Regions from separate parts of the Homo sapiens genome. Here region 1 is linked to region 2. A link is an interaction called in ENCODE POLR2A ChIA-PET data of the cell type or tissue named here. Cell type or tissue: IMR-90. All regions are shown on one strand. Links, peaks and the distances in the headings refer to the core of each region. The heading gives the core; the rest is flanking DNA.

Region 1 (2,919 bases), core at 163-2,662, 82 kb before region 2:
CATGAGGCTGAGGTGGGAGGATTGCTGGAACCTGGGAGGCTGAGGCTGCAGTGAGCCAAGTTCGTACCACTGCACTCCAGCCTGGGTGACAGAGTGAGACTGTGTCAAAAAAAAAAAAAAAAGAAAAAGAAAAGAGAAAAGACAATGGAAACATCTTAAAATTAGTCTTTAGCAGGATATTTGAGAAGGGTATCGGGAGAAGTAAAGGCAAATAAGGATAACTTTTAATCACGTAAGAAAACAAATGTAGAGAAGCATGTTGAACAAAATCATCAACTAGAAACTCCAAGTAATACAGCTTAGTTTTGGTTTTACCAATTAGCATGTAACATACAAATTTAGTTTTTAGAAATAGGACAATCAAGAAATCTTTAGTTTATTAACAACTAAAATTAAACCTAACCTATCAAAAGCTCAGAATCTGAAAAGATTTTTTAAATATTCATTTTAACATTTGCTGAGTACCACATGTGGACAATATGACGATAAAGTTCAAGCTCTCAGATGTAAATATTTAAAGCTCTTTCTCTATGCCTATTTACTCTAAATTGACCTTCAATTTAAGCAAACTTTATTTGCTAGACACCAAGGGCATAGCAGCTTAGAAACTGCAAATTAGAAGGGTTGGGGATGTGGTTATAGAGGAGTACTACGTGTAAGTACAATGACCACAGGAAGAGAAGAACAAAGAAACCTTAAAAAGTGTAACAGCCCAGGGCCACAGACTACATGGACACATTATGCAAGACATAAAAAAGGGAACACATGGAGATATAAAACAGATTTAAAAGAGACTAGCCGGGCATAGTGGCTCATGCCTGTAATCTCAGCACTTTGGGAGGCCAAGGCAGACAGACTGCTTGAGCCCAGGAGTTTGAGACCAGCCTGGGCAACAAGGCAAAACCCTGCCTCTATATACAAAAGTTAGCCAGGTATGGTGGTGTGCGCCTGTGGTTCCAGTTACTCTGGAGGCTGAGGTGGGAGGATCACTTGAGCCCAGGAGGTAAAGGCTGCAGTGAGCTGTGACTGCACTATCACACTCCAGCCTGACCAACAGAGCAAAATCCTGTCTCAAAAAAAAGTAAGAGACCACTATGAACAACTGTAAGCAAATAAATTTAAAAACTAAGAAGAAATGACTAGATTTTTAGAAAAACATAAATTACCAAAACTGACTCAAGAAGAAATTAAAAATCAGTAGCCGTTAAAGACTTTGAATCAGTAATTAAAATCTTTGCTCAAGGAAAACACCAGCCCATGCAAACTGTTCTAGGCAGAAGAAACAAATCTGTCTAGCAACCTTGATATGTAATCACTGATGGCCAGAACAAGAGATCAAAAGAGATGCAACAGCCAGCTCAATAAGGCAAAAAAAAAAAAAAAAAAAAAGAAATAAAGTCATGCAAATTGGAAAAGAGAAAATAAAACTCCATTTTCTGATGATGTGATTGTCTACATAGCAAACCCTAAGGAATCTTAAAAAAGAAAGAAAAGTAAACTAAGTGAGTTTAGCAGGGTCACAGGATACAAGATCAACACACAAAGATCAATTACATAACTATATACCGTACTAACAACAAACATGTAGAAACCAAAATTAAAAGAGATGTAACAAAAATATATAACCTTAAAGGAGACAGGCTGATGGGATCTTTTTTTTTTTTTGAGATGGAGTCTCTGTCGCCCAGGCTGGAGTGCAGTGGTGCAATCTCGGCTCACTGCAACCTCTACCTCTCAGGTTCACACCATTCTCCTGCCTCAGCCTCCCGAGTAGCTGGGACTACAGATGTCCGCCACCACGCCTGGCTAATTTTTTGTATTTTTACTAGAGACGGGTTTTCACCGTGTTAGCCAGGATGGTCTCAATCTCCTGACCTTGTAATCCACCCACCTCGGCCTCCCAAAGTGCTGGGATTACAGGCGTGAGCCACCCGGCCCTGATGGAATATTTCTATACTCCAAAGGAGAAGATTCAAATGGCAGGAGAGAAAACATGCTAGATATTCTAGAGTTACCACTGCCTTTGTACTTACTCTGGGGAGTGGTGAATAATAAGAATGTGAGTCTATAGCCTACTTCACAACCATATTGGGCCTATCCCTCTTCTCCATCTCCACTGCCCCCTAACAGGTTCAGTCTTCATCATTTGCATGGATGAATCAGATGCCTAAACAGTCTACCTTTCTCCACCCTCACTCCCTTCTGGAGCATCCTTCATAATATTGATCCCAGGATTTCAAGCATCAGAGAAAAAAAAAAAACTCAAAGGGCTCCGTGTCTGGCTACCTCCTCCACCCTTTAAAAACTGGGAAGAAAAAGTACAGCAAAACAACAGTTAACGGTATTATAATTTAGGAATATTGAGATAATATAGTTGGAATTATGCCATCTGGAGAATGAAGGTGATCAAATGTTTGTTTTTACATATACAGAGACCCTTTCTTTAAAAATGGGAATTCTGACTGGCCGCTCTTCAATCCTTCTAAAGACCAAGACAAAGAAACTCTCAGGAAAAAATTAAATTTCAAATGGTTAAAAAGGTAAATAAACAATCGAAAGAGATTTGTGCAGAGTCTTTCATGGGAAATGTTAAAGAGGATAAACAACCCTCTGTCTCTAGCCAGCCCAGGTAGTCCTTCCTCTACAAGCAACTCAATTAGCTAACCTCAAAGATCTGTGATTTTTCTTTTAATATTAGAATTTTTAAAATAAGCACAGCATTCCACAAATGGAATCCAGTTATTTAAGGTCTAACATAGCACAACAGTTACAACTAATTCTGATCATACTCCTCTCCAATTAAATAAAAGAAAAATCCTAATGTATAATACTGAGTTATTTAAATAGTCTCATACTCCATAGCTAGACATGTTTTTGATCAGGTACAATTTTATGTTCAATTTAAACAATGTAAATGTA
Region 2 (2,919 bases), core at 154-2,653:
ACACTGTCCAGCAGCCCTTGGGCTGGGAACAAAGGAAGGGGAATGGTTTAGGCAAGAACGTTCTCGCCACCTCCTTTTATTCCCACTGCAACATCTCAACCATCCACTTCAGTCCAATGATCGACGCTTATTTGGAAAGGAGAAAGAAAATTCGTCCAGGATACTGTGGGGAGCCTTACAAAAAATGGCAACCTGACTTTCCATATCATTTCCACACCATGGAAGGCCTGGCTGGGAGAAATAAAGGGATGAAAGTTATGGGAGAGAAAGGGGTTAGGAAGAAATTTAGAACTGTCCTCAAACCAAATTTCAAAAAAGGATTGAGGGTTTCACATTTTAAAAACCCATACATTCCTGTAAACTATTGATGGATTTATTGCAAATTATTTTTCTAGGGCAATAAACACTTTGTTAGTATGGGAAAAGTACTGACCTGTTCCTTTACAAAATCTAAACCTTCTCCCTCTCACTTTGTTTCTACTTCTGATTTGTTTCTTCATAGACAAGACAAAAGATTATTTCCCCCAAACTTCTGACCAAGGAAGCACAGATTCCAAGTTAATTGGATCTAAATGAAAGAGAATCTACCGGTTGGGTGCGGTGGCTCATGCCTGTAATCCCAGCACTTTGGGAGGCTGAGGCAGGTGGATCACTTGAGGTCAGGAGTTTGAGACCAGCCTGGCCAACATGGTGAAACCCCGTCTCTACTAAAAATATAAAAATTACCTGGGCATGGTAGTGGGTGCCGGTAATCCCAGCTATTCGGGAGGCTGAAGCAGGAGAATCGCTTGGACCTGGGAGGCGGAGGTTGCAGTGAGCCGAGACTGTGCCACTGCACTCCTGCCTGGGCGACAAAGGGAGACTCCGTCTCAAAAAAAAAAAAGAAAGAAAGAAAGAAAGAAAATCTATGTCTCACATCAGGCTAGTTCTCTCAAATGGCTAGAGTGTGCTGACAATAAATTCCAGAATTATCCAGTACTGTCATCTAAGAGTTGCCTTTGAAGCCTCTAGTATGTTTGGCAAACATACTAGAGCAAACTAGGTGTATGTTTCATGCATCTATTCAAGTCACCCATCTGCCAGCTGCCAGTTGCATTAAGCTCTCCTTGCTTCCTCTTCCAGCCCCATTTCCAGCCACTGCTCACTCCTCCAGGTTCACCACCTAGAACTAGCAAAGTGCAACCTAGAACCAAGTTACAATGCTGCTAGCTACACGTAGGTCTCAGCAGAGGTGAGTGGAGCAAGCCACACTTCTATATATGGCCCTGCTCTTTCACCTTCCCCCCCAACACATGCCACCACCACAAAAGCTATACAAATGTATCAAGATTTGGAGCAATAAGGAGGTCATATTGTTCTACAGTGGACAAATTAAAATTGAGCGGCGAAAGTCCTCTGGCTATTCCACATAGCAAATTTTTTATTCTGCTTTCCCCATCTATGTTCCAGCCACCTGTATCATTCAAACTGCTCCAATCTTCTCCAAGATTCTCTGTTGTATTTTCTCCATTACCTCCAGTATCTACCAATTATTTATGCAGAACAATTGAGCCAACCCTTTGTCTCCTTCCAGATGACCACCTCCCATATCGACAGAGACCTGCAAACTATTACAACAGACAGGTTAGTGTACTCCTTCCCCATGCTGGAAAAAAATCACTTGAAGCACTTGTCCTCTGCAGGACATCTTTGTGCTAGATCTCACTGGCAGATGAAGGCATGTGGCCAGGGTGAGGTGGGGCTGGGGAAGTGATCCAGTGCAGAAGTTGGCCCTGGAAGTGCCAGTGACAGGTAGACAAGCATCTCAAGGTCAATCTCAGCTTTGATTTCATACCAGGTTGAGCCTGAGGTTTCTAATCTGGCAGGCAGAGCATAGCCCAGGGAATTTGAAAGGGAGTCGGAGCTCAGAAAGCCTCTGGGTGGGCAGATACCACAGGGACGGTTGACCTGTGGGCTGCAGGACTCAGCAACCAAGTTTGGGTATAGACCGACACTCCAGTTCAGGAACGAAGACCAACAGCAGTAGAGTCTCCTATCATGGGATCATCATTCAGAGTGGAGCTCTAACCTCAGCAGAGGATTTAGGTGCTAGGCAGAATAATGAGCTGAAATGTCCAACATCAAGGTCAAAGCCTCAGGAGAACATGGAGAATGTAGAAAGAGCTATATATAACTCAGGGCCAATATGCACACCCAGTAGTCACTACAAAGGCCTCAGATCTCCAATTCATTTACCAGCAATAACCCTTGGACAGTAACATAGACACCAGGTGCTTAGGCACCTGGCTGTGGGGCATGACCTGATTCTAAGCCCCACTGGTTGGTGGGTGAGTGGGCTGGGCTAGGCTATTTCTGTCCTGAGCCAGCAGGGCGGGCTCTGTTGGACTAGGGAAGGCAGAGGAAGAAGAAACCATGCAGGGAATGGTAATCTTCAACCATGAAGGATAACATGTTTATTATTAGAATAGCAACTCCCTGGCATCCTGGCCAGGTACCAGCCGGATGTGGTGGAGAAAGCACCAGATTAGGAGTCCAGAAGTCCCTGTTCTAGTCTGGCTTTAGCCAGTAACCAGTTGTGGGTGCCTGAGCATGTATTTTCATTAACTGTTGGGCTTTTGGGCTTCAGTTTCCTCATTTTTGAAATCAGGAGGTTAGATTAAATCACTGGTTTTCAAAATGTGATCCTCAGACTGGCAGCACCAGTGTCACCAGGGAGCATATGGGAAATGTAAATGATCGGGCCCTGCCCCAGACCAACTGAATCAGAAACTCTGGGGGTGGAACCCAGTAACCTGTGCTTTAACATGCCTCTGGGGGTTCTGATCTACAACAAGGTTGGAGACTCAATAGGCTAAATAATTTCTAAGTCATCATCTGTTAGGAGAGATGAAATCAATCTCTCCGTTTCTCTAAGTCTTC

What was found. Peaks named below come from ENCODE experiments on the same cell type or tissue, not always from the same donor. Only the 100,000 strongest peaks of a DNase experiment are listed, where the experiment ranks them.
Region 1: POLR2A ChIA-PET joins it to region 2 with 9 read pairs; 3 of 35 experiments call an interaction of 5 or more read pairs at or near these places.

The regions. Positions count from the first base shown.
Region 1 is chr2:46,745,393-46,748,311 of GRCh38, reverse strand. All of the region lies in intron 1 of SOCS5 (suppressor of cytokine signaling 5), which reads right to left. Among named protein-coding and RNA genes, the nearest start is that of SOCS5, 48 kb to the right of the region's middle. In IMR-90, for the core only: no CTCF peak of the experiment used is centred there; no DNase peak of the experiment used is centred there; H3K27ac peaks cover 618 bases.
Region 2 is chr2:46,663,320-46,666,238 of GRCh38, reverse strand. No RefSeq gene overlaps it. Among named protein-coding and RNA genes, the nearest start is that of SOCS5, 35 kb to the left of the region's middle. In IMR-90, for the core only: no CTCF peak of the experiment used is centred there; no DNase peak of the experiment used is centred there.